2 separate regions of the Mus musculus genome follow, and region 1 is linked to region 2. Evidence: chromatin loops called from intact Hi-C (ENCODE). Cell type or tissue: left cerebral cortex. All regions are shown on one strand. Each heading gives the region's core, and the rest is flanking DNA. Links, peaks and the distances in the headings are about the cores only.

Region 1 (10,500 bases), core at 3,399-5,898, 230 kb before region 2:
CCAGTCCACCTACAAAGCTCTTTCCCCTTCCCAAGAAGATCCATGAGTTTCTCTGTGTCTGTGGATTGGAGTATGATCTGTGGATTTAGCAGCTAATGTTCACTTACCAGTGAGTACACACCGTTTGTCTTTTGGGTCTGGGTTACCTCACTCAGGGTGGATTTTGGATTTTTTTTTTTGAGTGCTATCCATTTGTCTGCAAATGTCATGATGTCATTTTTTTTAACAGCTGAGGAATTCTCTCAGAACCACATTTTCTTTATCCATTATTCAGATTGTTCCCAGTTTCTGGCTATTATAAGGCTGCTATGAACATGGTTGAACAAGTGTCCTTGTGGTAGGATGTGGCATCCTTTGGGTATATGCCTAGGAGTGGTATCGATGGGTCTCGAGGTAGATCAATTCCCGATTTTCTGAGAAACTGCCATATCTGTTTCCAAAGTGGCTGTGTAAGTTTGCGCTCCCACCAGCAACGGAGGAGTGTTCTCCTTACTCCTCCCACATTATCAACAGTGTGAGCTGTCACTTGTGTTTTTGATCTTAGCCTTTCTGACAGGTGTAAGATGGAATCTCAAAGTAGCTTTGATTTGCATTTCCCTGCTGGCTAAGGATGTTGAACATTTCTTTAAGTGTTTCTCAGCCATTTGAGATTTATCCATTGAGAATTCTGTTTAGATCTGAACTCCACCTTCTAATTGGATTATTTGGTTTTTAAAATATCCACTTTCTCGAGTTCTTAATGGGTTTTGGATATTAGCCCTCTGTCAAATGTGGAGTTGGTGAAGATCTTTTCCCATTCGGTAGGTTTTGTCCTATTGACAGTGTCCTTTGCTTCACAGAAGCTTTTCAGTTTCATGAGGTCCCATTTATTGATTGTTGATCTTAGTGCCTGTGCTATTGATGTCTATTCAGGAAGTTGTCTCCTGTGCCAATGCGTTCAAGGCTATTTCCCACTTTCTCTTCTATTAGGTTCAGTGTATCTCATTTTATGTTGAGGTCTTTGATCCACTTAGAGTTGAGTTTTGTGCAGAGTGATAGATATGGATCTATTTGCATTCTTCTACATGCAGATATCCAGTAAGACCAGCATCATTTATTGCGGATGCTTTTTAAATTTTTTCGCTTGTGTATTTCTGGCTTCTTTATAAAAATCAGGTGTTCACTGATTTCATTGATCAGCCAATGCTTTTCTGCCGATACCATGTGGTTTTATTGCTATAGCTCTGAGGTACAGCTTGAGTCAGGGATGTGATGCCCCTGGACGTCCTTTTATTGTACAGGAGTATCCTAGGTTTAGCTATCCTAGGTTTTTTGGTTTTCCACATGGAGTTAAGTATTGTCCTTTCAAGGTCTATAGAGAATTGCATTGGGATTTTGGTGGAGATTGTATTGCATTTGTAGATTTGGTAGGGTGGCCATTTTTACTATGGTAATCCTACCAATCCATGAGTATGGGAGATCTTTCCATCTTTTGATAGCTTCTTCATTTTCTTTCCTCACAGACTTGAAGTTTTTGTTATACAAGTCTGTCACTTGCTTGGTTAGAGTTACCCAATATTTTACATTATTTGTGGCTATCATGAAGGATCTTGTTTTCCTGATTCCTTTCTCAGGCCATTTGTCATTTGTGGGCTACTGATTTTTTTCTTTACTTGAGTTAGTCTTGTACAAACACTTTAGTAAAGGTGTTTGTCAGCTGCAGGAATTCCCTGGTTGAATTTTTTTTGGGTTGCTTATGTGTACTTATCATATATGTTAAGTCCAAGCAACTGCAGCCAGAATGTGTAGATACAAATCTTCATTTTTTTGGTATGAAATGAGGAGGGTACGTCATGGCTGCAATGATCTTGGTTGCTGTGTTTGGGTAGGGCAAGAAGGAAGGTGGGTAGGGAAAGAGTCCTGAGCTGTGCAAGGGGGCTGCTCTCTCAAGGGTCACACCCAGGTGGGCAGTACTATACCACCCACTGCCACATTTTTCTGCCCAGAAAGGAGCAGGCAGTGACTCTGTCCTGAATATCTTGATGCCTCTCTACTTAGAGACCTGTCTTGGACACCTTGGGATTTATAGGAATGGGGAGGTCAGCTCACTATCCGCCACCAAGACTGGACTAATGACACTATCAAGATGGGCCTGGGGTCAATCAGGAATGTTGCCTAGTCTTTAAGTCCATCAGGGGAGGGGCCAAGGTCAAAAGTTCTGTGGTATTCAATACCTGAGGAAGCACTGGCCTTCCTGATGCCTCACAGAAGCCCCTTTGGTTCAGAAGGACCACCAGGGGGCAGTAGAGTAAGACTGGAAACCCAGCACCACATGAGGAGTCATGTTGACTTTGGCCAGCATGGAAATCAGAAATGTCCAGGGACATACAGCACTGACTATGGTGACATTGCCCTCCTGAAATGTAAGTTAGGAGATAATACTAGGGTTCTTGGAGGATGTGAGCAGGCGACCAGCCCTGCCTATCATGTGGCAGCTGTCTTGGCTATTATAGGCTCTAGTGGGACCCTAGGGGATGCAGGGCTCCCCTCTGGACAGACAGCAAAGGGAAGCTGAATGCCAGTTGTTCATAATTCTTTCTCCCCAAGGCTAGCCGTGAAGGTTGACAGCCAGCTTGTCATGTACACATTGTCTTAGAAACTTCATGACCGTAGACATTTCATCCATGAATGCCTACTTCAGGCTATAGCTTCGATGTCACTGTACACTGCTGGGATAGCAGCACACAGAGGCAGTAGACCATCCTGCCTCCTGATGGCTGCATCTCACGCTGGCACCAGGCAGCTGACGTGGAAGCAGGTTTCTGCTTTCTGCTGCTATTACATGTGTACCAAGGGCACATCCGTGCAACCGTAGTTACATGTATATGTACAGAGGATGATGTTCATATCTGTTCCTTCTTCCAGCATTGCTGAGTCCCAGTCTCATCCCTGCCTCTAGGAAGCCAAACACCCTTCCACCTCACCCAGACCCAGAAGGCAGGATGGTGGAGTAGCGCCAATACATACCTCATCTTTGAGCAGTTGAATTTTTATAATTTTTTTATGATTTATTTATCTATTTTATGTATATGAGTATACTGTAGCTGTCTTCAGACACAAGAAGAGGGCATTGGATCCCATTACAGGTGGTTGTGAGCCACCATGTGGTTGCTGAGAATTGAACTCAGGACCTCTGGAAGAGCAGTCAGTGCTCTCAACTGCTGAGCCATCTCTCCAGCCCCGAGCAGTTGAATTCTTGAAGCAGGAGATAGGATCTCTGTGTTAAAGCAGGAGAGCTGAGGAGCAGGAGAGACAGCCTTGAACAGAGAGGAGAATCTATGTGACGTTCAGTGTAACCCACCCAGGGCTCTGCAGAGAAGGAAGAAAGGAAGGGTCCAGGGAAAAAGCCCGAGCCTGGGGAAACCCAAGACCTTTCCTTCGCTGTCTAGTGCTTGCCACTCTGAGCATTCTGCTGTGGTCCTGGTGGTGTGGCCTGAGGGGCCTGCTTGCATTCAGCATAGACTTTTCCGCTGCTGTTATTCCTTCCAAGTGCATTTAGGGGAGGCTGAAGGAGGAACCATTCTTTCTACAAAGCCAGCTTTGCAATGAGAGTAATGAAGAAAAGGGGGTGCACATCTGCCTGCCCCAAGACTGGTGCCAGATACAGTCACTATGGGTGACTGAAAGTCGGAGCTCCATGTAGAGGGATCACCAGGGGGGATCACCCAGGAGACCACTAGGAGGGAGAATCAGAGATCTTTTTTATTACAGGCATGTGTTAGCACACCTGATTTATTTAATATTTGGGATGGAACCCAGGGCTTCACTCATGCTGGGCAAGCAATCTTCCACTAAGTTATATGCCCAGCTCCCCAAATCAGCGTTGAGACACACTTCGTCTTTGTCTACAGTGGTAGGAACCCAACTATGAATTCTGAGTTAATGTTGGCTCAGGCAGTTTCTGGGACGAGGAGTCATCCAGAGGATGGCTGATGAGGATAGGGTGGGGTGACCGCATCCTCACAAGGTGGGAAGAGACCAAAGGTCTGGTTCACCCTTCTGGCTCTCCCTCCCTGGACAGCTGTTTGCCAGTACCACATCCTCCTTTTTGATCTTGTTTGCAGACTGTTCCAGGAACTCCTTCAGCGACAGTTTCAACCCCAGAGTTTCACTGCATGTCCTGTATGGTGCACTCTAGCCCTTGGGAACACTGTGTGAGACAGTCTGAATATGCTGGTCCAGCAGTGTGGCCCTGATTGCACATTCTGATGGCTCAGGTCCCTGGATGTGACTCTCAGACATGGTGGTTGCAGGCAGAAGCCTAGTTTTCTTTTATTTGTTTTTGCTGCAGGGTCTCACTCTGTAGCCTTGGCTGTCCTCAAACCTGCAGTTCTACCTCAGCCTCCACGGTGATGGATTACAAATATGAGCCACCGGACCTGAGTCTCTTGAGACAAGGTCTCACTAGGTTGTCCAGGTTAGCTTTGCTCACCATTCTCCTGCCTCAGAGCTGTGTGTGATTACAGGTGTGCTCCATCACGCTACCATGCAGATCACGTTCTGAAGTACAGCCAGACAGCCCAATCCCTTTGGTGCCTGTGTTTTTACAAAAGGAAAATTTTAGGAAGCTTTTTGTAGCTTTTCATTTATTATAGAGCACTGTGTGAAGGAAACATTTTTAGCTATGCGAACATCCTTGGGGTGTAGTCTGGAGGGTTCCAGGCCCCTGAACCTGGACGGCAGAGATGTTTAGAGCAAGCAGGCTCACAGCAGTGCCCCACAGTGTCACAAAATTCAGAATGGAGAGTGTGGATCCTTACCAGGTTGCTCAAAAGCCTGGAAGGGGCTGGCGAGTGTTCCTGGTGTAAGTGCAACATCTCACCAACAGGGGGCAGCCTGAGGCATGCCACTGGAGGCATCAGTGCATAGTGTGTGATTACTATTCTGTGTGCGCGCGCGCGTGTGCGTGTGCGTGCGTGTGTGTGTGTGTGTGTGTGTGCGTGTGCGTGCGCGTGCGCGCGCGTGTGCGTGTGCGTGTGCGTGTGTGTGTGTCTAGGTTGATGTGTCTGCTGGTGGTGGTGTGAGTAAGTGGTATCTCCTTATGGTTGGAGCTGTCATTCAGAAACCCCAGTCCTACTAAAAACTGGCCCGTGATGTAGCACTTAGGGCTTCTTGGCTACATGATACTCTTCATGTAGCTCCAGGACCAGAATCTTCTCTTTGATTCTGGGTGGCTCATGTGCCTTTGCTCGTGGTATCTGACAGCTGCGACAGCTTGAGGAGTCCTGAGTCTTTCTCACTCCAGGTGTGGCTCTAAGTCACAAATGTGCCCTAGTGAGAGCCCCCAAAATGAGGCCAGGTACACAAGCAGCCTCAGGGCCTCTAAGTAGATAGGGTAGGCAGAGCCAACTCTCCTGGCTCTGGGTGGGGATCACCTGGCCTGGGTGGGGCCTCCAGTGTTGGAAGTAGAACGAGGGAAAAGCACAGCGTGCAGAGCCATCCCGGGAGACAGTGGTCTGGCAGGAGGTGCCCAGCAGGGTCAGCTCTCTTGAGCAGAAAGTGTTCTGCTGGTTCAGGTCCCCAGATCTTGCAAAGTGCAGAGGGCACAGGGCCTCCAGTATACTGCCCCTCAACCCTTCCTTGAAGAAGATACTTGAGTAGATGGGAAGGCTCTGAAGGCTCCAACATTCAGGGTCCCACAGGTCCCTCCTTCATTTCCCTGGGGATCCTTTGGCCACCCCTCTCTTCTGGTGGCGGACTTCCTTCCACTCCTTGCTTAACCCTGCTAGGAGCCTTGGCTATGAGCTGCGTACCCCAACTTCCCATCACAACCTCCAGGAACTGGCTGTCTAGTTACCTGTTGGCTCTGTGGTCGCCTCCTGACTTCTGAGGATATGCAAGGATGTGTATGGACCAACAGCCTTGCTCCCTGGGACCAAGTGTGGGCAGTGTTAGGTTGACCTGCCTGAAACATACCGAGGTATGCCCTGATCTAGGACAGACCCTGTCACCGAGTCCCCGCCTCTTAGGCACTTCCCCATGGGAACATTTTACAGTTAAAATTTGGAAACTACCAGGCCCCCTGAATGTGGGGAATCTGTCGCGCTTACCACCCGGAGCCGTCCCACGCCACAGGCTGCCTGTCTGCAGAGGATGAGATTCTTCAGATGACTTTCCCACAGTCTACAGTCTGGTCACCTACTTGATAGGTGGCTCCTTGTTATCAGGAATGGCAGAGCTAAATCCCAGACACCACCGGGAGGGGGGATTTGTTGCCAGGCGGGGGAGGGTGTGTCTGTGGCTAAGTGTGCTTCTGCCTCAGGTCTTTCCACACATGGCTTCTATTCTCTGGACCGCTCAAGCCCCAGGTGTCCTGTGTAATGGCATCCCATCCCTCTCAGCCTGTCACCGTATCAGAGACCTCTCAGGCTCTGGATGGAGGCTGCGATCTTATCAGCAGACCCTTCGGGTCCTCTGGATGCTGCCCCCCTGATACCAGAGGTGTGAGTTGTCAGGCAGAGGACACAGACAGCAAGAGTCAGGATATAATGGGAATGTGGGCTTGGTGGGGACGGTGGGCTGTATCTTGTCTTCTGGCTCCTGGCCTGGGCTTTTGGTGGGTGGTCTGACTGTGAGACAAGATAAGGCAGCTGGATGGGCCAAGCGTTCTCAGGGGTGGGAGCGGCCTTGTGGGGAGGGGGAGTGAGTATGACGTGCCTGTTGCTTCCCTGTTGGGGAGCTCTGGAGGGCACTGGTCATGTGGGCTTGAATAGGCTCCTAGGTCCAGAGTGGCACAGAGTGGGTTGGTGGAGAAAACACCAACCTTTGGAACACTGGGCAAGAAGGCTCCTTGTCCTCCAGCTGGGTTAGCATCTCCTGGCCCCACGCAGAACATGCGGCTACATCATGGAAAGTGAGGACACGATGGGATATCTGCGTCTCCTCTGCCTTTGTCACCCTTAGACTCCCTCATGCCTTTGCAGTGTCCTGAGGGCTGCCTGTGTGCTCACCACCCGTGTGGTCACTGCCCATTGCTAGCCTGGAGGGTTGTGCTGTCATCTTACGCTCAGGAGTGAGACTCCCCAGGACACCCTGACAGTACTGGGACTGAGAAGACCCTTAAGGGATTTGACACTGGCCCTTACATAGCAGGCCGGAAACAGGCCAGGAAAAAGGGGAGGTACTTATTCTCTTGAGGTTACTTTCCAACAGATTGGCTCTGACCCCAATTATCATGTCACCGTCACCACCACCATCACCATCATCACCACCACCACCTCCACTATCACCACCATCACCTTTGCCATAACCACCAGTTCTACCATCATTACCAGCATTGTCACCACCACTGTGACTATTGTCATCACCATCATAACCATTGTCACCATCATCTCTGCAACCCCATCTCCAACATCACAAGGAATGGGCTGTGGCCTTGTTCTGTCCCTGCTGCCTGTGGCCTTTTGGTGTCTGAACAGTGAAAACCTGAGCCCAGGGTTGATTCTAGAAGGGCTGTATGGCTGTGTTACCCTTTACTTCTTGGTTCTTGCTGAACCCCGCTCCTTACCTTGTAACACAGTCCCACCCTGCACTTCTCTGAGTGTATTTTGACCATAGGAGATACCCTCGTGTATGTTCCAGTCAGTGCTGGCAGAGGCTCAGAGGCTGGGGCCGCGTCTTGCTCACTGAACGGTAGTTGCCCTTCCTTTTTCCTTGGCGACTGTCAGGGCTCAGGGACTTTACTCTATATCCCTAAGACTCTGTAAACCTGCTGGGTCCTCTGACCCTAGAGCTCTCTGTCAATAAAAACTGAGGAGACAGTTACTTCCCTGGTGACCTCGTCCAGCAAGGCACACTGATCCAATGGCCCCAGAGAGGGCAAAGTTGGGAAAAGCTGAGGCCATCCTTAGAGCTAACAATAACAGATACAGATGATGTTGATCCGGGGTGGCTTAGGGAGGACACTGAGGTCAAAGGGGCAGCTTGCTTGGGGGTAGACATCACAATCCTGCTCAGAGTGCCCACAGGGGGCTGGAATGAGCATTATGAGGAAGGCTGTGAGCCCTACCCTGGGTCTTGGTAAGGGCTGGATCTTGGGTAGGTGACCCTGAGGGTCTCTGTCACACAGTGAGAGTTTGGCTTAAGCACCTCCATTCCTCTCCACAGGCTGTGCGAGGCCCGATGCATCAGGCCAGCTGCCATCCCCTTCCTCACCCCAAGATGTTCACTGTGCTGGCCGAAGCTCCAACAGGCTCGTAGGTTGTACAAGAACCTCCTGACGAAGCAATTCCCAGGCCAAGCCTAGCCGCGTCCTGGTCAGTGGCTCCATGCAGACGGCTGCCGAGACTCCTGTCATCAGCAAACGCCAGGGTGAAGGAGTTGTGGGTGAGGGTCACCTCCATAGCAGGCTTCTCTTCTGCTAGGGGAGGCTGGGCAGTGCAGGCTTCTGTAGGAGGTGCACACTGGCTGGGTGTCCCCACGTATCCCAGAGTGGTCAGAACTTCTCTTAGGGCAGACGTGAGTCAGAGGGCCCAGCAGTTCCACATGAGTGGGGCACCGATTCCTACCCAGTCTTCCACCCTGACTTGGCCTAGTGGGATCACTGGGCAGAAAGGCCCCACACCCCTGCCTGCTGACTGACAGTCTTCTTCAGTTTGTCCCATTTTATGCTGATTGGCCCTAGGTCAGGCATTTTTTTTTTTTTTTCTTCAGAGAACACAGCCCAAATAAGCCACAATTCAAAGCAGGGATCCATACATGACAAGAAAGGGGCCAGGGCCCAGATGCTCAGAAACACCAGGGTACTCATCAGGCTCACACTCAGACTGCTGCTCACACTCATGGCTGGGTTGAGGCCCAAAGCCTCTGCTCAGATGCATGAAGCAGAGACATGAGTTCAGTGTCCTCAAAAGGAAGGATGCCAAAGCCACTGCTGTCAAAAGTCTCCGTTAGCTCAAAAGCCCAAGGAAAAGAGCCTCTGCCATGTGTCCTGTAGACAGATGGCAGAAAGAAACCGTGTCCTCATCCTGAAGAGGACCTGGCTGCCCTCTGGGACCCAGAGACACTCTCAGCATTGAGCCAAAGGAACTCTTAACCAATACATACAACCGGATGCTCTCATGCCCTCTCCAGATACTGCTGATATGTTTGGCTCTGCACCGCCAAGCTCAGAGCCCTCTGGCCACAACTGTCTAAGGAACTTCTGTGCGAGCCAGATACACCAGGCTTCTGTTAAAACATTTCTCCAAAGCAGGCCAGACCTGTACCAAGAAGGGAGAGCCCCAGTTTATCCCTCTTCTTTCAGACCTTCGTTCTCCCTCTCCTACCTGTGTGGCCTCCTTCAAAGGCTCTGCTCATGGGAAGGTTGGCTCTCTGAGTTTTCCTTGATTGGATACTTCCCTGTTCTTGGCTTATAGGGAAAACTGGCCCAGATCCTATCTGTGTGTGTCTTCCAGCCTTGGTTTTCAACCTGGGTTCTTGGATTCTTTTGGCTGCTCCCTCAAGGTTATACCTCAGTCTCTCTGTATTGGAGACTGGACAATGCTTTCTTAGGAAAGAATGTCCATCGATCCTCCTGGTGGTCTTAGGCCGTTGGCCCAGTAACAAGTTTCAGTGGGGTTGCAGCAACCAGGAAGGGGCAGACTGCATAGACATGTGCTTATGGGGGAAGACTGCATAGACATGGACACTTGCTTCTGTGTATACCATGATGCTCTAAATGGGTCCTTTGGGACACAGGTGTGCACAGGTATATGTCTACCTTTGTTCCTGAGGGTCATGGCCATGAGTCCCACCTCTGGCAGGCAGTGAGCATGCTTAGTTATAATTCATACCTGAGCTGTGTAAGCCAGTGGCTGTCTTGGCAGCCTTCAGGACACTGTCCTGAGGTTCCAGTAGCTTGTGTGGCATAGAAGCCCTGATGAGTACCTTCTCTGTTCGCTGTGTGCCTGGTGACTTAACAGTACACCCTCTCTGCTGGGCCACATTGTGTCTCATACATTGCAGAGTCCTGTAGGCTCTGCCTGGTTCCCCCAACTCCAACCTCTGCTCTGAGAATTCCTTGCTGTGCTGGCTGCAGAGCTGGGGCTGCAGGGCTGGTGCAGTACCTGGAGGCCGGCCTAGCCTGTCGGTCACCCTGGGCTCAGTCGGTGCTGAGACTGCAACCGCTGAGCTGCAGCTGAGTCCCAGTCTTCTCTGCCAAGAGACACTTGGCACTTCTCTGCCTCAGTGGGGGAGCTGTCCCCTGCAAGAGTCTCTCAGGACCAGCCCTTCCTGGTCTCCACTGGAACTCAGACTCCATCTCTAAGATGCTTCCTCCACCCCTCTTACCTGGGGCTCTGTCTGCTCCCTCCCCTCTGTTCTTCTTTGCACTCCCTACTTTCTTTCAGCTGTCCCTGGCTTCCCCTTGGGGGTCGGATTAAGGGCTGAGCCTTTGCTCTTGGGTAAAGAGCTACATCCCTCAGTTGGCTTGCCTCTAGCAACAGTGGCAGGAAGGGAGGGATGGAGCTGTCAGTGCGTGGC
Region 2 (10,500 bases), core at 3,780-6,279:
GATGCTAGGACAAAAGATAAAATATTGACTGGGATCATCTATACAAAACTTCACTTTTAATTTAGCCACAAAAGTTATGGTCTTTAACTCTCCATGAACCTGAAGAGCTGGTGACAGATGATGAATGTTTAGCCAGATAATCATTCTTAATGGATATATCTGTAAACATTCTTGCTCAATTTATGATTTGAATTTATGTTTGAACTTCTAGTGAAGTTTTGTAAAAGAAAAAAAGGGGGGATTTTTGTAAAACAAAAACAAAAACATGTGATCTATTCCAGGAAAGGTTAAAAAAGACTAGGAAAGATGACATTAAGGACATCAGAGCAGGAGGAGAGAGCAAGATTAGAAAGAGAACACAGAGTAGAATAACTTGGAAATTATAAGGCAACTTAAAATATTAAGAGAGCAATGCGCAGAATGCAGAGGGGAAAGGGAAAAAAGAAGCTGCAGAGAGAGCAGGAGAACAGGCAGGCTTCTACTTACCATGGGACAGAAAAAGTCTTTTCTTAATAGCAAGGCAGGCTTAGTCTTCCAAAGAAAACAAAGCTTTCTTCTTACAGACTTGGGTTTAATTCATTTAGCAATAAAAGGGTAGAAGCCCTTTCTTTCTCTATGCAATAAAGGTTGAAGCTCATTTTTCATCCAGAAAGAATGAGTTCTTCTGCACTGGTGCTTGGTCTTTTGCTCCATATGCTTATGTAAGTATGGATGTGTGTGTGTGTGTGTGTGTGTGTGTGTGTGTGTGTGTGTGTGTATACACGTATGTAATTATGAGATAGTATGAAAGCCGAGCCCAACTGGTTCAAATGGAGATTTTTGAATGTGTGTGCATGAAACTGTGTATGAATTTATGTGAGTTTAATCCATATTTGCTAGTATAAAAGTTTTCTTTCTGTGCAGGTGACTCTCTTCTCCTGGTTCAGTAAAAGTTTCTTGCTCCAACCCCCCACCCCAGCCTGACAAGCGAGAGGCATCCGGTCAAGAAGGAACAGGCTCTAGCAATTAATCCTTTACTTAATTACCTGATCCACTTTTCTTAGAGAACTTTCATAGGAAACTTTTTAGAGAGAACATAGAAATAAAAGTTGAAGTCATTTTTCTTCCTAGGACTTCATGTAACAGGGCTGGGAGTTAGAGCCCCACGGTTCCCAATAGAACAAAGGCTACTTTACTTAATCCCCTGCTGTTTTAAGATGAGGTGCTAAATGCCAGAGACTGCTGGTTTTGGAGGAACACAGGCACTTCAGCTACAGTAGCAAAGTGACTTAGACTTAAGATGGGTAAACGGTCTATTATTAAACAGCAACCCTGTTTAATAATATCTCCTAAGACCAAGCCTTATCCCCCACAGACACTCTTCCCTCTCCACTGTCTCAAGAGGAACCAAGAAGAAGGAACAACCGCTGGGGCTAGCCCTGGCAATAAAGCATCAAGGAGACCCTTCACTACTTATGGGTCAAGGTCCTAGACAATAGGACCACCTTATTCTGTATGAAAGAATCCTCCAGATCCTTGGATTGAATATGGAGGTTTCTTATACTCTGCCAGAATTGCCAACTGTCTCCAGCCAGGTTCCTCAGAGGAGACCAGAATGGAGGAAGGAGAGCCCACACTTGCTTTCTGTTAGAAAATGCATTTCAATCATACTCGAAAGATCTGCCTGGAAGTTTTACCCACCAAGGCTACCCTGAAATTTGTAATGTTTTCCTACCTTGATTTATGCATGAAGTTACCCGTTTGCTGCAGAGCTGACATGGGGCCCGTATCCCCATGTTACCAACTTACTTTTGATTTTGGGATTCCATTAGTTCTGAAGTGGGAGAGTGTTTCCACACCCAACACTGTTGCAATGAGGCAGTGGGATGCACCTCTCAGGATGAAAACCCTCAGCCACATGTTTGACACATTGAGTGTCAAACAATTTAGGAATAGGTCTGAAGTCTCAAGAAAACAACCATACAATCCTAAGTATTTCAGCAGAGCAAAGTGTTTTGCTTCTGCAGGAGGATGCATACCATGCTAAACCAACACGCAAGCACACCCTGTGGGTTCCAAGGTTTCTGTTTGTTTGTTTGTTTGATCCATAATACAAGGCATCCTATGCCTCACTCTGAATATTGAGAACTCAGCATCATATTCTTATTTGATTGGCTGATTGAAAACATTGTGGTTGCTAGGGAGAAATGAAATGAGCATATATTTTTATTTTGGGAAAATGCTTTACTTGGGAGGCATTCTTAACAAGTGGTGTGCTTGCAACTGTTGTTGAGGTGCGGAGTTAATTTACCAAAGCAGACCCGGCCTCCAAGTTCTTCCAGCATCTCTCTCTCAGTCCCTTACTGTTACAGGGCATGACTGGCATATCACACACACACACACACACACACACACACACACACACACACACACACACTATGCACAAAGACTCTCACCAGGTACCTAGAACTCACAGACACTCTCCTGCCTCTGCCTCCCAACTCCTGGGATAATAGGCATGCTCCTCTATATCCACTCCTCAAGTAGCATTTTCTGAGAGACTACATTGCCCTTCTCTCCGTGAGACATCCAAGTCCAGAAATTCATCTGATACATGAACTCCAGGAGTCAGATTTTTTTTCTACTTTTGGCTCTTGTATTTTCCCTGTGTTTCATATGGCCTCTTTCAGGTGACCAGACCTAGAGCCGTATGCACAGAGCCCTTCTGACCCCTCTAAGAGTTCCATGTCCTAGCGTTCAAAGAACTGGGTGAGCTCTGTCAACTTCTGTCTTCACACACCTAAGGCCACTGGTTCAGCAGCAGCTGTCATGCTGACTTCAAGTTCTTTAGGGACCGGTGGCCACTTTGCTCTCACCAGAACACTCATAATGCTTTTCTCCTATCTGAAATGTCAGCCTTTGGCCACAGTGCCACGTGGGGAGGCTGGCTGACATTTCCTCTCTTCAGGTTTGTCCTCGCTTCAGTGCACTTTGTATCTATCAAGGTAGCCTTTGACCCTCAGTTTTCAGATTTGCATAGCGGTTACAAAGCTGCAGTGTCCTAGGACTGCTTTAAGGGCTCTACTGGAGCAGAAGAAACTTTGTTTTACACTGTTTCTTTTTGTAAAAAGAAAGTTCCCTCTGCAAAGAGAAAACTGTTCTCTGTGTTGGTTCTGGGGCAAAAAATAGAGCTAGTCTCTGGAAGCTGGATTAGCAGGGACTATGTCGTGTGTGTGTGTGTGTGTGTGTGTGTGTGTGTGTGTGTGTGTGTGTGTAAGAGAGAGAGAGAGAGAGAGAGAGAAAGAGAGAGAGAGAGAGAGACAGAGAGACAGAGAATGTGTCAAGGCCATAGGACAGCATGAGGTTTAATTCCATTCAACTTGTTCTTGAAACGGTCTCTCGCTGGCCTGGAGCTCCACCCTCTACCACTTAGCCAAGGCTCCACCAGGAATTTGCCAGTTTCAACCTCTTCAGCACTGAGACTGCAGATGCACACCACAATTTATTTTAAAGGTTTATTTACTTTTACGTGCATTGGTGTTTTGCCTGCATGTGTATCTGTGTGAGGGTGCCAGATCCTCGGGAACTGCAGTTACAGATGGATGTGAGCTGCCATGTGGGTGCTGGCAATTGAACCCAGGTCCTCTAGAAGAGCAGTCAGTGCTCTTAACTGCTGAGTCATCTCTCCAGCCCCACATTTTAAAATGTAGATTCTAGGAACTAAACTCAGGTCTTCATGCTTGCCAGGCAACCACTGTTCTGACTGAACTATCTCAGAATGACTCCTTATGTCTGTAAAAAGAATTGCTTCTACAAAGAGAACACTCATTGTTACCTCCATTGGTCCACAGAGAGAGCAGAGCTGATCTCTGAAAGCTGGATTAATGGGCACCATGTTAATCCTTTTAAAGGTACCTTCAGCTTTTCTTGGTCGCATTGGAACTCCTTGAGACTGAAATTTTTAGTAACACAGGCATAGCCCCTATGGAGGGAGCAATAGTCACATTACTGTCCTCGAGAGCTCTGAAGTCATGATTGCCCAGGGCCCCAGGGATCTGAGCTGAGAATAATGGCTCTCTCCATCGCACAACAGGAAAGCCTTAATGTTACAGAGGAGAAGGCAGCCCTGTGGGCAGAGATGTTGCTGACATTTGGCTGAGTCATGAGTAATGTTCAAAGCCAACATCAATAAACACTCTAAGATCAAGAAACAGAAACCCCTAGACGACAAAAGGAAGGGTCTGAGTTCATGAACAGCTAGCTACCTGCATACTGTCCAGGGTCAAATCCCAAGCTACTAGCTCCAAACCAGCCAGACAAATCTTTCTATGCAGGCTCCTTCCAGGGAAGACTACTTACCTCACTCCCCATTGCCTTTGCTGTTCTATACCTCTCCATTCATAGGAAACTAACAGGGCTTCCTGGGGACAGAAAAAGGGGGAGTCATACAGGCAGAAAATGTGGAGGACAATTCTGGGCTCACCACTTCCACAGCAGAGAGCAGCTGATCATATTGTGAAACCTGCCTCCCTCACTCGGGATAGCAGATACCCAACATTCTCAGGTACCTCTTTCCCCATCTTCCAGAGGCCAATAGGGACATTGCTTTTAAGGTTTCTTTGTTGCGTGACATAATTGACAGATGCCACCACTGGCTTGTGAGCAGAGACACTCTTCCTCATCCCTCAGCTGGGTGGGTCAGGACCTGGGAAAAGCTGCTTGGCTTTCTAAATCACCCCTCCCCAGCTGGACAAAGGTTCTGCCAGTCAGGTGTGGTTGGTAATAACAAATGGCTATGACAGAGCAGTTGTTGTCACACATGAAGACAGCAGATAGACAGGGAGCTCTTATATTTCCCAAAACTAAAAAACAAAGATGGTTAACTTCAGCTGAGCCCCAGCTCCACCCCACATGACCTTCAGAACAATACTGCTGTGGGGTAGGATGTCTCAGGGTGCTCCTGGAAGCTGATCCTCTAAAGTAAGCACACTGAGCCAAAGCCGGGAAAGAAACACTTGCCTTCTGGGTATCAAGGCAATCCTTCATAGGCCCCCTCTGAAGAGCTGGATCCTATTAAAACGCTAAAGTGGCTCAGGAGTGCACCTTTCCTTGGGTCTTGTTGGTGGCTTTCAGAGCTGGAATAGAGGTTTGCAAAGAGTTGGTGAGCACTGCCCCCTACAGGCAAGACTTGGCAGCCTGGCTGCCGCAGGTCCTCCCCTGAAGGCCTTTGTAGGTCCAGTGAAGCCCTTAACTTTGGAAGACAACAAGCAGCTTTAAGGAGGATGGAAATAATTACCTAGGTCCTTTAATCACACCAACTTACCATAAACAAGAAGATAGAGGGGGTGGAGCTAAGCTATGTTATTCAGGACACAGGTGTCCTACTTAGCTGCAATCCCAGTAGGAAAAGACTGGGCCTGAGCTGGAAACTCAAGGGTCCTATCTGATGGCTGCTTAGTTCTAGGCTCCCTACTTCCAATGCTCCACAGCCCATAGGAGAGGACAGCGTAGCTGTTCTTAGTGTTCAGATGGTGTCCAGAGGATGACCCATTACCATCAGGTGAACACAGCAGAACAGGATCCACAGCAGGCTGACTCCAAAGTAGAGCTTGTCCTCTAGAGTCCTGGGTCTCCTGTATGTGCTAAGGGAACAAAATGGGGCCAGTCATGCTGTGGGAAATTTTACCACTTCAGTGATGCAGTCTGCAAAGAGACAATGTGACCAAAGGCAGATGGATGGCATCTGACCAGAGCCTTTACAAATGCTCCTCCCATTGAATCCAGTTCTTGTGACCAAGAGAGAAATGTTCCTTTGGGAATGGAGATAGGCTCCTTCTAGTTAACAGTGACCACCTCCTTCCAGAGACAACATCAGATCCTCAGACAAGCAATGCCATTTAGGAGGCTGGAGATGCACCTCAGTTGGTAGGGTTCTTCCCTGGCATGTATGAAGCCCTGGGTTCAATCCCCAGGATATATACCAGCAGATATCTGCTACCCTAGCACTTAGGAGGTAGAGGAATGGGGACTGAAGTTCAAGGTAATCTTTGGCCACAGAATGAGTTTGAGGCCAACCTGGGATACATAAGACCTTGAATAAGAAATAACAGTTGGTTGAGACCTAGACATGGTCTGGGGAATAGTTCACACTGGTCAAAGTAAACTAGACTGGTGTATAAACTATTAGGCTTGTATATTCATTAAATGAAGGAGAGCATTTCTATGGCCTTTATTTCTCACCTGAGCCCAGTCTGAACCCTTCACACTAGGATCAAGAATCCCAGCACTTGTATCTATCTTGTATAAAAGACTTAAGCAGCAGGAGTCGCAACAAATGAGAAAGGACTTGACCAGTTGGCTAGTAGATATATATCATTGTCTACTTTGTATCTGGGAAGTAAGGAGTCTTGCTACAAAGCTGATTATATCCTGGCCACCTGGAACCACCTGAAGACCTCACGGAGAAGACAAATCTGGGCAAACTTCACCAGCCATTTCTACAGAAAGTTGGTGGTGTGCCACACAGACACCTGCTCCAGACCAAAGAAATCCTTCTATCAGGTTTGAAGGAACCTCTCAGCTCCCAACAGGTGTGAATTCACTTTGAAGCTACGGGATCACACACATGATCATGGGCTAATGGTTTCTCTACAGCTCCTTGTTAGAGAGTGATAATCACAGGAGCGCTACAAAACGAACAAGCACAGCTTCCTCTTAATTCATGCTTTTGGACTAGAGAGCCTACATGTTCATGAAAATAAGAAGTTAGCGTGGGATAGTAGGCGGGGTCTTAGCTGCTGACCTTGATGCTCAGCTACTTCCTACTACCTAACAGAGAGTTCTGCAGAGACCTGCTGTGGCTTCGTGGAGAGAAAGAATGAAGTCATCCTTCTCTCCTAAACCATCCAACCTGTCTATAGGCATCAAGTCTATATTGCCAGTCACGCGTTCTGAAGTAACAGACGGATGTTTGCAAATGTCATGGCTGGTAGGATGTGGTCTGAGTACAGAGATCGCACAAACCAGAGAGGACCAGCTAGGATAGATGAGGTTGAGGGTTACATAGGGAAGCTCCCTGAAGAAGGACGCACTCCAAATTGAAGGAGTATCCTACCTGGTAGGGGTGAGACTAAGGTGGACCGGAACCAGAAGCAGTCAGCAGCAGAGTCTACCATGCCTTAGATATTCAGAGAATAACCAGGATATTATCAATCAGCTCCTGGGCACTTAATATGTGGCAGCTCTTAGGTTGGGAACTTGCTTTATGACATGTCCCAGATGGTAGATTATGCTTCACCCAGCCGTACAGTAACTAAGCCAAGTTCTGCATGCCAACCAAGCAGAGGCAAGGGCACCGCCCCTGTGAGATCATAACTCCCAGCTGCATCATATCCACATGATAGCAGTGACCCCACACCCCCTTATGAAGCTTTATTGGGCCACACCTCCCCTGTGGCATTGTGGGAACTTTTCCACCAGCTACGCTTTCACAGTGGGAAAGCTGAAGCCTGGCCACAGACTGCTGTCTGGCTCTGAGCTCTGAGCTGTCCCAGACAATGAGACAGGTCAGAGCCAGCACCCTCCATGGTTCCCTGCTGTGAGCATTGTCTGGTTACAGGCCTGAATGAGGGGCAAGTGGAGTGTCAGGACTGGATTCAAGGCTTGTGGCAGCCAGCAAGTGATCCTTATCAAGACCCAAGAGTTCAGAGCTACAGTGGCCCCATAGCACAAAGGAGAACAAAGGTTCTCAACATCTTAGTCTGAGAGGCATCAGTCAGAAAAGGGATTCTGATGCCTGGCAATGGCTGAGGAATGGGTAAGTAATGAAACCTGGATGGGTGGCAGGGTAGGACCCATGGCACAGCTGACTGGGGTGACTCAGGCCCAGAAGCAACCATGTTCTTAAGGCTGCTGTGCCCAGCCCTTGGCCCTATCCAATCCCATGTAGAGCTACTAACACCTGCCTGAAATTCTGACAGTCTGAGTTAATCATCCAACCACTTCTGGAGTGGATCCACTGTAGGGACAGAATGGAGGTACAGGTAGGTAGCAAGGCCGACAGGACCTGGATTTCTGTCTTCTGATGCCAAGGAAGCACTTAATTCTGGGACTGTCGTGCACTCAGGTCAGGGCTACTGAAAGATATACAGAGCTTCACTCCTACAAAATGTGATTGTTGGGCTTTAAATTTTTAAATTATTTATGGTGTGTGTGTGCAAGTGTGCATATACCATGGAATACATATAGAGGTTAGAATACAACTTTTTTTTTTTTTTTTACTTATTTTATTTATATGACTATGCTGTAGCTATCTTCAGACACACCAGAAGAGGGCATCAGAACCCATTACAGATGATTGTGAGCCACCATGTGGTTGCTGGGAATTGAACTCAGGACTTCTGGTAGAGCAGTCAGTGCTCTTAACCGCTGAGCCATGTCTCCAGCTCTAGAGTACAACTCCTAAGAATTGCTCCTCTCCTGCCAGCTCTAGGATCCAGGGGTGGAGTTCCAGTTATGGGCTGTGCACAAGGATCTCTATTAGATGGGCCATCTCACTAGCCCATGGGATGTTGTTGTTGTTATTGTTGTTGCTGCTGTTGTTGTTTAAACTATTTTTCTTAAACAGTTTTAGTGAGATGTAATTTACATATTGTACAATTTATCTCTGGCAAGGAGAGACACACCTTCACTTCTAGCTGAGTTCTTTTCCAAATTACCTAACCAGGTGAAGCCCAGATTTTTGGGCCGTGTGTGTCATGCTATGCAGACTTGGCTGACTCAGAACTCCTGCCTCTCTCTCCCGAGAGCTAGAATTACAGGAGTGTGTCACCACGCCCATCTGGTGCATTTTTAAAGCATAAGGTTTGTTCCCTCGCCTTCTCCGGACAGAGCCGTAGGCAGTAAAAGGTTCAACCACCAGGAGTCGCTGCTGCACCGGAAGCCAGTCTTCGCTGCGCCTGCGCGGACGCGGGCACGCGGCGTTCTCCAGCCCGGCGAGTGCGCGCCCTCCACACCAAGTGCGCCTGCGCGGAGCCTGTAGTATTTTCCCCCTTCTCGCGCCGGGCGCTCGTCAATCGCCGGCGGCCATGGGGGAGGCCGAGGTGGGCGGCACGGGCGCCCCAGGCGACAAGGGCCCAGGCGAGGCAGCCCCGAGCCCTGCTGAGGAGACGGTGGTGTGGAGCCCTGAGGTGGAAGTGTGCCTCTTCCACGCCATGCTGGGCCACAAGCCTGTCGGTGAGCGCCGCGCCGCGCACCGGCGTGGGGGTGGGGCGGGATAAACCGTCGGGCGGGCTGGCGGAGCCTGCGACCTCCCACGGGACGTGGCCTCCCACTCTGGGGTGCCCTACTAGTCTAAGAGCCTATGACTTTCCTGCCCGAGAAGCCCTCTCCCTGGGGACACTCCTGACTTCCCTGCCCTTGAGACACTCCTACCCCAGGGAACGCCTCCATTCCCCCCCACCCCCCCACCTCTGCAGCCCCCTGTCCTTGGACCCGCCTACTATACACACCCTAGCCCCTGGAACACCCACCTGCCTTGTGGCACCTCTCTTCCCCTTTGACATGTGACTCCTGCAACACTTGCACCTGCGGGTTTGCCCACTCCTGCCCCTCCTTCTTCACCCATGTCCTACGCACAGAGGTGCTGTCCTAACCCTCAACCCACTGTCCTACCTCTCAGGGGTGAATCGGCACTTCCACATGATTTGTATCCGAGACAAGTTCAGCCAGAATATTGGGCGCCAGGTTCCATCCAAGGTGATCTGGGACCATCTGAGCACTATGTACGACATGCAGGCACTGGTGAGTTGGATCCTGGCCTGCCCATTTACGGGCTGACCGTGGAGTCAAGTCCCAGATCCTGTCAGCTGTGGTACAGGACAGAACCCTCTTCTCACTTGGGGTTTGGTATGCAGAGCAGAGGTGATCTCAAAGGATGAGGCTCCTTCCTCAGAAAAGCTTAAGTCCTGTTGTGAAAAGCACAGACTAGCGATGATCTCTGACTACTTTTTCAGGGCACCTACCTACTTTAGATTGGGTGGCACAAAAATCGTCGAGGTGATAGTTGAGGTCTGAGATGACAAAGAAGCCTTCAGCCACCGTAAAAAGCAGTAATGGTACAGCGTCAGTATAGGAGGGTCCAGAGTCGTTTGAGAGTCTGTATACTGTGGGAGCCAGACTCCTCCTCTTCAGAGAGCCTAGAGATAGCTGTGTCTTGATGGGTAGCTAGGTAACTGGTTTGGAGAGCTGGCAGTGGCTGATGGTTCTGCAGGTAACTAGTAACCTTGCTAGTCAGGTTTGTCTGTCTTGTCTGGTAGGCAGTGAGACCAGGTGACCAGGATGGGTAGAGCTGTAGGTGCCTTTGGTTGTTCATGGTACCCCTGGATACATTGGCCTGGTGGGAGTGTTACAGTGGTGAGCCGGGTCAGGTCCTTGTGTGCACATCAGCAGAGCTGCTGTGTCTCCAGGGCTCACTCAGCGGCATGGTCCTCTCCTCTAGTTTTGTTTGGCTGGTGCTAGCCT

The links. Peaks named below come from ENCODE experiments on the same cell type or tissue, not always from the same donor. Only the 100,000 strongest peaks of a DNase experiment are listed, where the experiment ranks them.
Region 1: a loop joins it to region 2, with 7 times the contacts of the local background. A loop is called at or near these places in 21 of 42 quality-filtered maps.

The regions. Positions count from the first base shown.
Region 1 is chr2:180,348,621-180,359,120 of GRCm38, forward strand. No RefSeq gene overlaps it. Among named protein-coding and RNA genes, the nearest start is that of Gm52543, 7.4 kb to the left of the region's middle. In left cerebral cortex, for the core only: a CTCF peak has its summit at 4,866 (motif pointing right); a DNase peak (open chromatin) is centred at 4,928.
Region 2 is chr2:180,573,743-180,584,242 of GRCm38, forward strand. It overlaps Gm30144 (a long non-coding RNA gene), which reads right to left and starts at 8,126. Exons shown (of 5, transcript XR_001783605.2): 1 at 7,094-8,126; 2 at 5,534-5,621; 3 at 4,339-5,114. Mrgbp (MRG/MORF4L binding protein) reads left to right here and starts at 7,480. Exons shown (of 6, transcript NM_028479.2): 1 at 7,480-7,795; 2 at 8,869-9,213; 3 at 9,659-9,780. The coding sequence starts at 9,066. In left cerebral cortex, for the core only: a CTCF peak has its summit at 5,175 (motif pointing left); a DNase peak (open chromatin) is centred at 5,152.